2 separate regions of the Homo sapiens genome follow, and region 1 is linked to region 2. Evidence: chromatin loops called from intact Hi-C (ENCODE). Cell type or tissue: K562. All regions are shown on one strand.

What was found. A loop is a pair of places that touch in the nucleus more often than their neighbours do. Peaks named below come from ENCODE experiments on the same cell type or tissue, not always from the same donor. Only the 100,000 strongest peaks of a DNase experiment are listed, where the experiment ranks them.
Region 1: a loop joins it to region 2, with 2.4 times the contacts of the local background. A loop is called at or near these places in 3 of 110 quality-filtered maps.

The regions. Positions count from the first base shown.
Region 1 is chr17:70,129,801-70,137,800 of GRCh38, reverse strand. KCNJ16 (potassium inwardly rectifying channel subfamily J member 16) reads right to left here. Exons shown (of 4, transcript NM_170741.4): 3 at 6,826-6,922; 4 at 2,193-5,806. The coding sequence starts at 5,713. The coding sequence ends at 4,457. Among named protein-coding and RNA genes, the nearest start is that of KCNJ2-AS1, 36 kb to the left of the region's middle. In K562, no CTCF peak of the experiment used is centred here; a DNase peak (open chromatin) is centred at 3,560; H3K4me3 peaks cover 367 bases.
Region 2 is chr17:69,890,811-69,898,810 of GRCh38, reverse strand. All of the region lies in intron 4 of LINC01483 (long intergenic non-protein coding RNA 1483), which reads right to left. Among named protein-coding and RNA genes, the nearest start is that of LINC01497, 67 kb to the left of the region's middle. In K562, no CTCF peak of the experiment used is centred here; a DNase peak (open chromatin) is centred at 4,510.

The sequences.
Region 1 (8,000 bases), 240 kb before region 2:
CACAGATTTATCTGGACTGAATCTCGGTTACTAGTTTTTGCTTTCAAAGACCTCCTATCTAGGGGAACATTTGAAAGGAATTTACCAAGTGCTTCCCTGCTGCATAATCTGTGTGTTCTGTGTTAACACTAACTTGCATTTTGCATGTGGAGCCAGAAGCTCTCTTCTCGGGAGCCTGGGTCATACTGCTCCTTTAAAAATGAAAGTGAGAGAGAGAGAGAGGCCACGCTGATTTTAGAATTGAGTCAGGGCTTTGTGATTTATAGAGTACGCAGGGTGAATAGGCGTGGTTTCTAGATATCCACAGGCAAGTCTTACCTTAAAAGACACAGGACTTTGCACACGCCTTACAGAACATTCAGAACAGAAGAATCAAGGCTTGTAACTGATGAGACTAATAGATAGAATATATTAAACTGAGTAGAATCTGGTGCCTAAAAATTTACATAAAAGTGGCCCAGAGAATCCACTCAGCACATGTCCTGGCCCACTCAGAAATGATGAAATACAAATATTTAAAGAAAAATCTGGATTCCTTTGTGTGTATTAAAAATCCTCTCAAATATTCTAAATGGATGAAGTTTGGTCTTGGTGAGGGATAGAGGGTCTGAGACAGTATTAGCAGTTTTATTTTTTGCCCAAGTTGTACAGTGCCTGCTTTATCCAGGTTTCTGTGGATTTTATGTTGGGGGGAAGAAAGAAGCAAAAGAGCAGTGGGCCTGGTTAATCCTTTTATCAAGGTCACTCCACCACCAGCATCTCAGAGGGATTTCCAGGCCAAAAGCAATCCTTTGTGTGTGTGTCTTACGATAGTGGCATGTCCTCAACTCCTTTGAAAGTATGAGGTCAGGAGTTCGAGACCAGCCTGGCCAACATGGTGAAACGCTGTCTCTACTAAAAATACAAAAATTAGCTGGGTGTGGTGCAGGCCTGTAATCCCAGCTACTGGGGAGGCTGAGGCAGGACAATGGCTTGAACCTAGGAGGCAGAGGTTGCAGTGAGCTGAGATCATGACACTGCACTCTAGCCTGGGCAACAGAGCAAGACTGTCTCAAAAAAAAAAAAAAAAGAAAGAAAGAAAGAAAAAAGCAAGAAAGAAAGCTAGCTGTTTCCACAGTGATCAACTCCATCAACTGTCATGGACAAGTACAAGTTGGACCTAAGCTGTGCATCGTTTTTTTTTTTTTTAAACCAGGCTTGTTTCCTGGATAATTTCCCTTAGATATATTGCTGTGTCAATTAGAAATCATATTTATTTTCACTTATGAAAAAGACGTCTGGAGATGTGCAATCTAGGGCTGCAGTCTTTCTTACCTTTCTATTTTCCCTTGTAGGGGGTGTCCTTGATTTGCATTCTTACAAGGTGGCTTCAAGAGCATAAGCTACCAAGTTAGAGGTCCAGATGGAGAGAAAGGTGAGCAGGGAGAGGAACAGGGCATGAGCCAGCCAAGTCAGCTTAAAAGCTTTCATAAAAGCCGCACCCATAGATTCCTGCTAACATCTTATGTGCCAGAACTATGCCAGTTAACCCTACCCTCCAGCAACCTGCATCGGGACTGGAAATACAGCTGTATTTTTTTTTTTTATAAACCCGAACACATTGTTTTCCAATTAGGAATTTGTTAGGGAAAAGAAGATGATGGGAGAGTCGATGAAATGGAAATTTAAAAAATCCACCTTACTATGTTATTGTGGGGATTAAATCCATGCATCAATCACTTGATAATACTCACTAATCTGGTGGCACATGAAAATAATATTTTCTTCTCTCTCCTTAGTCTTACTCACTTCTCCAGGGCCCCCTTCAGAAACTATAGCACATGGTAGAGCAATACCTTGATGCCACAATTCATTTTAAATCTATTTAACTTCATTGAATAATTTCATTTTGGGGGAAAAAGTGGATGGCATAAGAAAAAATATTCAACCAACTTCTCGTTATTGGCAGGGCATTTGAAACTAGAATTGCCATTTTACATAGAACCTGCTTGTGATACTTACAGAAGCAACTAATTTTTACTTCAGATATACCTGTTGTACAAGCTGTTAAAAAACCCATAAAAATGCTTTACAATGCTGCCTATGTTCTCTTTCTATGAAGCAGCATTCTTATTTTTGGTGCACTGTACCCAATTCTGACCACATCAGCAAAGAGAACTTATACCACTGAAAATATAGGTATATGCACACAGTTTTTGCATTATTTTAAGATCTTTATTATTAAGTAACTCACTGGGGTTGTCAAAGTATGTTATAAAATTACACAGATAATTAGAGATATATGTTACATAGAAATGCTGATTTTACACTCTCTTCTGAGTACAAGCATTTGATTACAGAGGCTCATAGCACAACAAAATGTATTTCACGGGACACTGATGCCCCTATTCTGATATTGACAAGGCAAACATCAGCGGTAGCAGAGTCAACAAAGCAAAGCAAGATGAAATGAAACTAGATGTAGGTAAAACAAGCTAAAAATATTTTTAAGTGTTTTTGTTTATTGTCATGGTGGCTGTTTTCTACTTACAAGATTGCAGTACTCTAATTTAGCCAAGTAATTGCTGCTGTAAAATCCAAATCTACAGAGCGCACAATTTTTTAAATGGAGTGTGCATTCCTCAAGCAAGACTAAAAACAATCTTACTTGGGTCTCTAATATTAAGCTTCAGAACAGTTTTGCAACTTTTGACCTGAACAAATCTCTTATCCATAAAACAAGAGGAATAAAAGATTGCATACGTGCATTTAAAAAGTAACTTTATTACTCCCAGGTCAAAAAAAAAAAAAAAAGGGAAAAGAAGGAGAAAGGGAAGGATGAGGGGGAGGAGGGAAGAAAGGAAGGAAGAACAAAAAAAGAAAAAAGAAAAGAAAAGAAACAGAAAGGCACTCTATCTACCTATACCTATATATTTTACTTGTATTTCTAATCTTGGACTATGTAATTACTTCATTCACTTGTGTGTTTTAATTTTCATGGAGAGAGAAGAGAAAGAAAGATTTTCCAGAAAAAGCAAAAACTGTGTGTGTGTGTGTCTGGGTGTGTATTTAAATAACATAAACAAATAAAAACAGTGCCACATACTTATTGCCAGTGCAGCAACAATGTAAAACAAAAACAAAACACAAATAATTCTGAATGTTCCTAATATCTCTTTGATTTATAAAGTTTAAAGTGACTCTTTACTCAGTGGATGTGGGCTTAAAGTAATCATGATTAACATTTTAACATGAAAGTAGAGTATACAACTTTATCTCATGTTCTAAAACTTAAGAAATTTCATTGTACTCAGATTATCCACTTACTGTGCATTCAAATCGCTTTAATTGAATTCTATCTCACAAAATCCTTCATTTAAATGGTTGTTCCAAGTTTAATAAAAGAGTTTCTTGCAATCCACAACTCGAGTCATTTGTATCTTGTACAGTAACCAAGACAAGAAGCATACATAACTGCTTCTGGGCACAAATAAATATCTCCCTCCCCACCCTCCCCCCAAAAAGGTTCTATCCTTTCTGTAGCAGCCAAAGTTGCAATCTTTCGGGACCAGCAAGCTAGCAACGGTTTCTCTCCAAGGGTCTGAGAATGTTTATCGCTGCTAACCATCCCCTCACCTCATCTGTATGATCCTGTCCCTTGGTCATGTCCTCGAAGAAGGTGGGACGTGAACATAGAAAGTCCCCTCCTCAGAGAACCTAGCAAGGTCGTGGTTGCCTTGTTTCTGGTCTCCATTTGTTGGAGTCTCCCAGGAACGTTAAGAGAGAAATGCTGCTTTAAATACTGTTAACTTTTCTTCTGCCTCATCGGTTAGAGAAAAAATTGCTTCTAACTCTCACTGATCACTACCTGGGCAAGTAGCAGTGGAATTGGTGGCATGGACAATTTCTTACAGCCACTCGCTATGCTCGCTGAAACCAAGACGGTCCAAGTGGCAAACCTAGTGACTTGAACTGGTGAGCTGATTTCACAGTTACATTTCTCAACGTTACAGCTTACTGAATGCATCTTTTGCATATCTTGGTTAGATATGATACTTTTTATGGTAAATCTTCATTGTATTATCAATGTTGACATGTTTAAAAATGTATTATTTATGCTGTCTTACTTGTCTATTTTTATTTTTATTTATTCCAGCCTCCTTCCTGCCTTCATTCCCCGTTTTTGAATACTACACCTCCAACTGAAGATACAAGCATGTAAGATAATAAAAAAGATAAATTTTAATCAATTAGGCTTAATAGCATTCTTAATACAAAATTGGCGAACAAGAAAAATTTTAATAACTGAGAACTATGGAATTTTTAGATTATCTTTTACCAAGTTTAACTTACTCTACTTACCCAGCATCATCATAAAACATAGCCATAACACTTTCAAAAAAGCCACGTTTACAACGACTTGATTGGCTGAAAGATAAAATGATTCAGTGGTAGCCCTCATAATTGCAATTTAGGACTACATTTGGGATTCTACAGAGATTCTGTTTAAAGTCAGGAGAGCTTTCTGATAAGGTGTTTCCCTATATTCATGTGTGGCGGAAGTGGTGGTCTCCTCAGGGTTTTCACAGCTGCTGACAATGGCAACTGCACTAAATGACCTTCGTCTCGCCTTGGTGTCCGACGTGCAGGATTCTCGAACTGGTGGTGCTTTTTCTATGTGGAGCTGCTGGTCTTTCCAGTCCAATTGCTTGGCACTGCAAAAGGGGGCATATACTTCCACACTTCCTTCAAACTGTAAGCAGTTCACTTTGTAATACTTCCTCTTAACTTCCAAGACATCATTAAACCTATGGCCCCAGAGAATTTCTCGGGGAACATAGGAGCTTCTAGATTGGTGAGATGTTCCAGTGGAATCACCAGTATAGATAAATGTCACCAAAATCTCAAAGTTATCTTTGGCTACTGCTTTGCGGTCAAGGGCATACAGAGGGCTCTCATGGTCAATTTCATGGACAATAGTTACCGGGGTGACCAGGATGATTTGGTCGTTGACTAATTTGAGGTCTTTAAATGCCATCGTCATCCTCCCTTCACTGTCTTCTGTATAGCGGAGAAGTTGGGCTCTAACTGTTCCTTCTACCACGTGGTTTGGCCGAAAATCACCAATGCGCCACATGAGGCAAAGCTTCCCATCTCTCATACCTATAAGTGCAAAGTAGCTGAAACGAATGGTTTGGGCTCTCTTTCGAGCAGTTGCCATTTTGGCCAAGGCAGCTCCAATGATAAAGGTATTTATGATGCAACTTAAGATGGACTGGAGGATCACCATGAGCACGGCCACAGAACATTCTTCAGTAACACAGCGATAACCATATCCTATGGTGGTTTGGGTCTCTAGGGAGAACAAAAAGGCCCCTGTGAAAGAATGGACGTTGTCAACACAAGGTGTGATGTCTGGATCATTTAATAGATCGCCATGATGAAAGGCTATGAGCCAAAAGACAGAGCCAAATATCAACCACGAGAGAATATAAGATAAAGAAAATATCACAAACATATGGCGCCACTTGGTGTCCACAAGAGTGGTGAAGATGTCAACCACATAGCTTCCCCATTCTCCAAAAATGTGCTTGAAGTAGACATTACAGCTGCCATCTTTGTGAAGTAATCGTCTTCTTGCTCTTCTCTTCTCAGCTATAATGTGCTCTGGCGGGTAGCCTGGGTATTTTGCGTCCGCATTGATAATATGATAGCTGCTGCCGTAATAGCTCATTCTTTGCTGTGCCCTTAGGGATCCAGGTGAGTTTTGTAGTAGTAAGAATTCTAGACTTGTTGCTATTTCTTGGTTTGGGTTTTCAGTTAGAACCTAAAAAACAACAACAACAAAAACACACTTTTTAGCTTTCAATGTCCATCTTTATAGCAATTTGCCAAATTTGGAGCAGTGTCATACCATCTAAAATAGCTACGACTTCATCTGAACATTAGGTGCACAGTATTGATTACTCATTTCAGTTTAGAATTTAACCAGTCATTATAGAGGCAAAATATGCAATTAGAGAAAATAACATTTTTATATATGAATAAGGCTTGGGTAAACACTGTGATTATCCCAAATGATGCCTCACTAACTTTTCTGACCTGATATAAAAAAAAATCTGCTTTATTTTTGTAAACTATTCTTGCATGAGGGCATTTAGAAAACAAAGTAATTGCTAATATGAAAAGGCAAAATTCAATTCAGATATGTGTCTAGCAGTCATAAGCTTCCTAACTGTTTAAATCAGGTTTTTCCTTAAAAGAAGGATGCAATAAAGAGTTTCTACTTTCATATCATAATGTAACTTTCATAATTGTTAGTGTAATAGGTAATCCCTCACCTTCAGCACCTGGTGCTTGCTCTCTCTTCCACGGAGGCTTTTCTTCCTTGTATACTTCCCAGGACAAACAGAACTGACAGGAGTACTACTTCACATTAAACTCATTTCCCCCTAACTCCACCTTTAGTCTTGAAAGAAAAGAAAAAAAAATGCATCTTTCTTAACCTCAGTGGACCTAAAACTACTCCCAGGTAAGCTTTCAGAAAGGTGTAAAATTGCCTCTGTCTTTGTCTCATAACATTCATCCTTTTTTTTTTCTTTTCTTTCTTTCTTTTTTTTTTTTTTTGACACTGGCAGCTCTTCTCTTTCCCTCTGAATAGAGTCCCAAAAATTTGCCAAAGTTGCTAATCTCGTTTCCCTCTTAAAGGGAGCACGCTACAATTGAACCCTTCTCTCCGGCTTTTCAGTGTTTTCCTGATACTTTCACGGACATCCTTAGGCAAAATAATTTTTCTCCCTCCAAATTCAGTCTTGAAAACATCAAGGCAGAACATGCAGCTCTTACCATTTTTAGCATCCATGGTATAATAGGCCAAAGGATTTCCCAGCTCAAGTCAAAGTGAAATTTAAAACTGCAACATCAAAATCATCTTGAGTTACTCCTGTGCAAAACAAACAAAAATAAAAGTATTGTAGCCAATTTTAACAGCTTAGTAACTATTAGAATATGTGTTTTTCACAGTCTACCTGTGCTAGATGGGATGAAGGGATTATAACGGGGGACTTTAGGGAATCCTGCCTCTCTATTACATAGAAAATGCAGTATGAATAAATACTATTCCTGACATAAAGACCCCTTGGAACTAACCAGGGAAATTCATCACTAAATATGTGTTCAGCACCTTCTCTGCTGCAAAAGGACAGAAAGAGTTAACTTCCCTCCAGTGAAAAAGAATCAATTTTCTTTTCCTCCAGGGATCAGGCCCACTTTACAATAAACTCTTTGTTTAATGCACCACTTACAAGGATGGACTCCACTTAAAGCCACAAACTCCCGTAAGGCATGTATGGGTTTATCTCTGTCCTCTATCTGCCTGCACTTCACTCACCCATCATCCAGATCAGTTTTGATCTGTTACATCCTCTCGTTTGTCAGCACTTCAACCCAATTTGGGGGGATCCAATTGTATAATTTCAAGATGTGACCTAGGGCTGCGAAAATGCTTACTGGAAGGTCCAATGTAAAATATTTTCACAAATTTTGTCCACAATAGCCACCATGCTTTGGAGGTTTCTATCTGTCTGACTTGTCATTGAACAATATTTTACAAACAGAAGAAGCTGCTGTAGGATTCTCAGTGTCCACCCTCTCAACTGGTCATAGGAGGCATGAGAATGGGATGAAGTATAATCAAAGGTCCATATGATTTCAAATTAAAAAGCAGATATAGAGATACAATTATTTTCTTGTTAAATGTGTCCAACCTAGTTCCTTCAAGGGAACTACACACACGGTGGGAGTCTGAGAGTTAGAAAACACTGTTCATAAATCGAGAGCTACTGTGTGACTCTGCTCTTTTCTTCTGCCAAAAAATAAATAAATAAATAAATAAATAAATAAATAAATAAATAAATAAATGAAAGGTTTTATTTGAAATGGCATTCAGTTGGCATCATTTTGAATTCCAGGGGTACCAGCAACTGCTATACACAAGCCTCTTTCAAAACACCTTCCAAAGT
Region 2 (8,000 bases):
AATATTTCCAGATTGTCTCCTGGGACATGAGTTGGCCAATTCTTCTTTGCTTTCATTCTCAAAGAAATGCTGCAGGGCTTGAATTGGAAGAATCTTGAGTTTGGGGTTTTAACAACTTGTATGAACCTGGCAAAGTCACTTTTGGGAGCTTCAGTTTTCTCTGTAAAATAGGTGAATTAAATAATCTCCAACATTCCTTTAGGCTCTGAAGGAGACTTCGGTTAAACATACACAAAAGCAACAAAAACACAAGCAAAATAATTGTCATTACATAATTCTAGCAAATGTTTACTATGGGACTTGTAACCATAAATGGCAGAGTGAAGCAGTTGACACAAATGAATAAACAATTAGACAAAATCAGAGAGGGGAATAATAGAAACTCAGGGAGCATGTCTAACCAAAGGGGGTTGTCAATAGCCCACTCCTGCGGGCTGATGTCAGGTGAGAATATGGCCCCAGTGTCTACTCTGATTCTTTTTTTTTTTTTTCAAATGAAAGTGAAAGGCCGGACTCGGTGGCTCACGCCTGTAATCCCATTACTTTGGGAGGCTGAGGCAGGCAGATCACGAGGTCAGGAGTTTGAGACCAGCCCGCCCAACATGATGAAACCCTGTCTCTACTAAAAATACAAAAAATTAGCCAGGCGTGGTGGTGGGCACCTGTAGTCCCGGCTACTCAGGAGGCTGAGGCAGGAGAATCGTTTAAACCCATGAGGCAGAGGTTGCAGTGAGCCAAGATTGTGCCACTGCACTCCAGCCTGGACGACAGAGCTAGACTTTGTCTCAAAAACAAAAAAAGAAAAGAAAAAGAAAAAAGAAACTGAAAAACTAAATTCTGTGCACTTTGCTAATTTGTATATGTAGTCAACTGTGGTGGGCAGACCCAACAGAAGCTCCCATGATTCCTGATACGTTGTGTGACCCCCTTCCTTGGCTGTAGGATGAACTTGTGACTTGCTTCTAGCCAAGAGAATATGACCTAGAGGGAAAGTCTTTTTCTGGATGTAATTAAGATTCCAAGCCAGTTGATTCAGAGTTAATCAAAAAGCAAAGAATGATGGTGGATGAGCCAGACTCAATCAGGTGAGTGCCCTTAAAGGAGAAACTTGTCCCTCCCCGAAGTGAGATGAAGTAAGCAGCCATGGCAGAAAAGCCCACAGGACAAGCAACTGTGCCTCTAGGGCCCTTGAGCAGCTTCCGGCTAGCAAAATGTTAGAATCTTCAATCATACAACTGATAGCTGCACAAAGTGAATTTCATCCACAACCTGATTGAGGTTAGAAGTGGCTTCTTCTGGCCGGGCGCGGTGGCTCATGTCTATAAACCCAGCACTTTGGGAGGCCGAGTTGGGAGGATCACAAGGTCAAGAGATCGAGACCATCCTGGCCAACGTGGTGAAACCCTGTCTCTACTAAAAATACAAAAAATTAGCTGGGCGTGGTGGCACGCATCTGTAGTCCCAGCTACTCAGGAGGCTGAGGCAGGAGAATTTCGTGAACCCAGGAGGCAGAGGTTGCAGTGAGCCAAGATCACACCACTACATTCCAGCCTGGGCGACAGAGTGAGACTCTGTCTCAAAAAATAAAAAAAAGAAAAAAAGAAGTGGCTTCTTTCCCCTGGCGCCTCCAGATGAAAATGCAGCCTGGCCAGCCTCTTGGGTTGCAGCCTGGTAAGACCCTGAGCAGACTCGGCTAAGCCGTGCCTGGACTCTTGAGCCGTGGAAATGATGAGATAATAAATGTATATTGTTTTAAGCTGCTGAGTATGTGGTAATTGGCTACACAACAGTAGAAAACTAATACAGCAGCTTATTCAAATTTCCAAAAACTCTCTGTAGGCCCAACAAACCTGAAAAAGAGATGTGGTCCACGGGTAGCCATTGTGTGCTATGATTGCAAAGTGTCCCTAAAATGTTACGCATTGCATACAGTATTAGTCATTCAGAGATGAAAGGCAGAGTAGTGAGACAGAGAGAGAGATTTCACAATTCAAAACATTGTGATAACTGCAGGACCCTGGACTGTGGGAAGATGGACCTCAGGGAGAAACAGCTATTGGAACCTAATTGCAAACTGCATGAAAGCAGGAGCTGGCATTTTCCCATCTGATCTGGGTGCCTTTTAGAAGAACTGCCTTATCTCCAGTTTCTGTTTCTTGCCTCATCCTTATTATTTTCTTTTTCCCCATGGCTCTATCTGCACTTTGCTTTAAAATTTACTCATCAGTGATTCCCAGTTTTGTTTTTTGTTTGTTTGTTTTCTAGACAGAGCCTTGCTCTGTCGCCCAGGCTGGAGTGCAGTGGTACAATCTCAGCTCACTGCAGCTTCTGCCTCCCTGGTTCAAGGGATTCTCCCACCTCAGCCTTCCAAGTAGCTAGGACTACAGGCGTGTGCCACCACGCCTGGCTAATTTTTGTATTTTTAGTAGAGACAGGGTTTTGCCATGTTGGCCAGGCTGCTCTTGAACTCCTAACCTCAAGTGATCCATCCACCTCGGCCTCCCAAAGTGCTGGGATTATAGGTGTGAGCCACCGCACCCACTCTGGTTCTCAGTTTTCTTAAAACAGACAAAGGTATTGCCTTTGAGCCCAATGGTAAGAAAATTAGGCTTATCCCTTACCTTGTTAACTCAAGAGTATTTACACAGTCTTTCAATTTTGTTATCAACTATCCAATGTTAGAATTTTCCTAGTTCAAAGATTACAACAGGATGGGGAGAGAAGAGGTGAGGTTTGGGCAAGTAACACGTTCTTGGTGAGAGGCCATGTTCCCTAAACTTTCAGATGGCCAGCACTGATTGCATTATGACATCTGGAAAATTGGGACCAAACTTCAACAGTGTGGCTTGGAACCAGGCATGTAGATTTTCTGAGCCCTGGTAACTTTAGGCCTAATTACCCCTTGTCTGATCTCAAAAACAAAAAGCAAACTAACTGGACTCCATGTTTCTACTGATCCCTCCACAAGTACCTTCTCAGCACATCAGCTGAAGTGCTCTTCTTCAAATATAATTCAGATCATACGTATCCAGTGGTGCTCTATCATGTTCAGATTAAAATCCCAACTCCTTCCCGTGGCCTAGGTGCACTGGGCCACTACCTACTTTCTATCCTCTCCTAACACTCTCCCCTCCATCTCTCAGCTCCTGCTGTACTGCCTTTCTGCTCATGTAACATGCCACAGTCCTTCCCACCTTGAGGACTTTCGCACATAGTGTCACATCTGCCTGGGACTCCTTCCCCAGAGAGTTGATGGCCTGTTTCCTCTTTTCATTCAGGTCTTTGCTCAAGTGTCAATTCCTCAGAAAAGTCTTCCCTGACGCCTAATCCAATACCCTTTCTCAAGCCTTCTTCTCTCCACTGGCCTGTTGTGCTTTGTTTTTCCTCAGCACTTATCACAACCTGAAATCACATCATACATTCTTTTTTCCCTTTTTATTTGTTGTCTATCTCCCCTACTAGAAGATAAGCAGGAATTTCTTTTTGTCGTATTCACCAGTATCTTACCAGTACCTTGATAAGTGTCCAACATATAGTGGATGCTCAATAAGTACTTATAGAATTAACAAACGTGAGAGATAAGGAGACTGTATCAGTTAGTCATCAGGGTCTCTCTGTAGCTTCAAGTATACTGGTCCCGTCACCACATTCTAGAAACAAATATCAGCCTTGATAATGAGCCAGTATGCACTGATATGAGCATCTCAGTATAGTAAATATTTCTCAGTATGTAAATATTTCTATACCACTTGGTAAACTAGCTGCTACCCTGAATCCCCTTACCATATCTTCTGCAGCCTCTTGAACTCACCACAATCCCACAATTAAACTGTTAACCTTTGGGCAGAGCAGAGGGCCCCTTGTTTTCTGCTCCAGATTAAGGTCGATGTCCATTCCAGTTGTTCCATACCTGAGATGCATTGGTTGTTAAGTATTTTAGCTATGATTCCTGATGGTAGCTGTGCTATTGAAAGAAGATGACACATGGAGGGGCACCCAGTCACCAAACAAAGAAAGGGAGGATTGAAAAGAAATAAAAGGAAAGGAAAAAGCTTCCTGAAGCCAAGAGCAGCTATCTTTCAATGTGGTGGAATAAAACTTGCACCGTCACTCTGTTTGGGGAACAATAAATGGGAAATCTGGAAAATAAATACAAAGTACACACTTGTTTTTTGCACTACCAATACCACATGAAGAGCAGAGTAATTATGTATTCGAATATCATTGCTGGGAAAAACTCTGTGTGACCCAAAGTTCAATACTCAAACACATTGGTTCCAGGCAGGATTGCTTTTCATGGTAGTATACCCTTTCTCTTCTACTGCCTTGCTTCCAAAGGAAATTAGATACTGCTCCTATTTACCAGAATGGGAACTAATAAGGGCGTCTTCTTGATTATAGAGCTACAAGATCAGCACTTTCCCTCTTGCTCATAAGAAACCACATAAAGTAAAACAACAGAAACCTGTAAGCATGTCCCCAGCTAATCACCCTGACCCAGCAGCAACTTTCTAGAGGAAGGAAAGTGACCAGAGTGAAACAAGTTGATATCAGCACCATCTTCATTTTTTTCATGCTGCGTCTCCCGGTCTGGATAGATCCAGATGGACTCACATGGCGTCCCAGCCCCTACAATTGCTTTACCAACTTCTCCAGGGTGGTGAAGGAGGAGATTAAAAACAATTCAGTGTTCTCACCCCCCAAATCTCGTGGTCCAGAGACTAAATCTAGACTCCTACATTGTGTTCCAACTCCCCACTCCCTACCTAAGTCTCCTTTATTCACCAAACTTCTATCCAGGAGGTCAAACGGATGACCTGAGTCTCTTTGGAAGTTCTTTCCTCTCTCCAACTCACAGCATCCCTTACATTTTTTTCTATTTTAGGGCATGGTACTGAGCTTTTGCCTTGGGTCAGTGCTAAGCAAACCAACATCCATATTTATCCTTGTGAGTGAAGGCCCTATTCCAACCCCTGGATTTCATAGCTGGCATCCTATTATGTGACCTGGATTTGTCAATCCCCCTAAATGGGATAAAATCCTTAAAGTCAGAGTTCCCACAACACCACCTACAACACACCTAGACTGCCCACCACATGTGCTCTGTCATCCAGAGTGGACTTTCTGGTGTGACTCGCTGGATCTTAATTTGGCTTTTTTGTCCTTTGGAACCTGGACTTGGGACTGCCCAGCTGCCATTACCAGGATCAATCTCCCCAGCAATCTCTTAGCCCTGTCTCACCTGCCTTTTCTCAATAAATAGGTCCCAACGTGATTCTAACTTTATGAGCTCCCCAGCAGCCCCTTGCCTCTAACATCCCAACATATTTCATCTTCCAGCCCCTTTATTCTGGACCATGAAGCACTCCATCTACTTGAGTTGATAAAACACACCTTGAGGATTTTTACCAGTTGGGAGAGCCCAAAAATTACTCATAATTTTATTACTTACAACCTCATCCCTGAAAACAAAAAGGGAAGATGTGCTCTCCACACTATTAACAGACGGGCTAAGTGTCATTGTGTAGCCCAAGCAAAAGTTGTTTACCTCTTAGTGCCTCAGATTTAAGTTTTTATTTGTTTCATCTTGTTACGATAAAATGTGACTGGAGCATTCTGCTTTCACATATATTTATTTAAGAGGATTTTACTCCATTATGTAAAATAAAACAAAAAAGATCAGTTGGGGGGAAATGTAACATAAGTCCATCATTTAGTAAACTTTTCCAATTATATCTATTTGACTCTGACTTTCTGCCCAGATACGAATGGAAAGGTTTTTTGTTTGTTTGTTTTGTTTTTTGTTTTTCCATTTAAAAAGCAACTATTGGCCAGGCGCGGTGGCTTACGCCTGTAATCCCAGCACTTTGGGAGGCCAAGGCAGACAGATCACCTGAGGTCAGGAGTTCAAGACCAGCCCGGCCAACATGGTGAAACCTCGTCTCTACTAAAAATACAAAAAATTAGCCGGGCGTGGTGGCGGGTGCCTGTAATCCCAGCTACTCGGGAGGCTGAGACAGGAGAATCGCTTGAACCCAGGAAGCAGAGGTTGCAGTGAGTCGAGATTGCACCACTGCACTCCAGCCTGGGCAACAGAGAGCGAAACTCCATCTCAAAAAAAAAAAAAAAAAAAAGCAACTATCTTCCACTGAAAATAGTGCAAACCAAAAATGTATCTTTTTTTTGTTTTGTCTAGCCATATTTGCTGTCTTTATCTCACAATGACCTTTCCCCAGCATATTTTTCTGTTTCTCTTTAATTAATGCCCAGTTTCTAAAAATAAAATGGCTAGTGGATCTTTGGATAATATTATTATTTCATTGGTACATACAATCAGGAAACGTATTTCTGTTTATACTCTTAAATCAGTTGAGAGTTGTAGATGAAGCCACATTCTGTCAGCACATTTTTTTTCCCAAAACCTGGAAAATGTAACAAAATCCAAAACAGCTGTAGGAAGTAGAGTATACACTCCATTTGCACTCAGCAGGAGAACTAACAGGAGGTAACGGGATAGTTTCCACATGAAAAAGTTACAAAGAATTTAACCTGTAATGAAAACTCTGATAATCTCTAGGAATGAAAGGTGCTTGGATGATGGGTTAGGGGTTTTTCATAAGTTCAAAGATCTGGTTTTCCCTATAAATGCTATGCAGGAATCGGAGACGTCCATGTGGTCATTGTTAACGTCTGATGGCCAACAAAAGTTCAGGCTTCATCATTAAGCCATTAAACTGTGACTGTGTGTGCATTTTAAGACTATGGATTACCTGCCCAAGCCTGTGTTTTCGAAAAGCATAGAAAGCAGAATCTCATCAGCTTATCACCATCTGCTCCAAGATAGAGACTCCGGTGCGTGGGTGTCAGTTTAAAAGTAGTTTCCTCTAAGATTCATTATGTGAAGCTCCTATAGCCTAGAGCTTCTCAAACGTTGGTATGCACATGAAGAATCTCTGGACCTTGTTAAATGCAGATTCTGATTCAGCTGGCCTGGGTGGGATTGGACCTGAGATGCTACATTTCTATCAAGCTTTCAGGTGGTCTTATGCTGCTAATCCGTGGGCCACCATTGGGGTAGCAGGAGCGCAGAGGATTTCTGCCACAACACCACTATCACATCTGTGGTAGGCAGTCTCTGAAATGACTCCCAGTGATCCCACCTTCCTGATATTCAAGCCGACATGAAATCCCCTTCACTTGAGTGTAGGCTGGACCTATTAATAATGACTCACTTCTACTGAACTGAATGCGGCAAAAGCAATGGTATGTTTCTTCTGAGGTCAGGTAATAAAAAGACTGTAACTTCAGTGTAGGTGTCACTCTCTCTCTCTCGAACCCCTGCTCTCGATAAAGCAAGCAACTGTCTACGTTGTGAGTGGCCCCTGGAGGGTCCCATATGTCTCCAGCCAATAGCTAGTAAGGACCTGGGCCATATGAGCAAGTTGGGAAGTGGATCATCCACTAGTCAAGCTTTGAGATGAATACAACCTCTTCTAACACCTTGTTTGCAAGCTCAAGAGAAATCCTGAGCCAGAGGTACCCAGTAAGGCCATGCCCAAATATCTGATACAGAGAAACAGAGAATAAACATTTATTGTTTTAAGCATCTAAATATTGGAACAATCAGTTATGCAGCAATAGATACTAATACAGCATCACTCATAAAACGCTCTTTACAAAAGTTAAATTTTTAAAAATCGGTACTTAGAGAATATTTTATTAGCCATGACTAAGGGCCAAACATTTTGGATGCTCAAAATCCACACTTTTGTCACCCTGCTTCTGAGGGTATCCATGCACCACTGAGGCTGGACTCATCTTTCCTGATCGCTTTGAAATTGGGATTGAGATTTATAGACTCTCTTTACTTTGGGATTCAAATCAGTTTAGTTAGAGCTAACTCAGAGAACAATTAGTTCAGGATCCTTTTATAATGTGAAATCCTGATCTTTTGAGGATAGCTTAAACCAGAACGCAGTGTGGGATATGTGAGATATGGC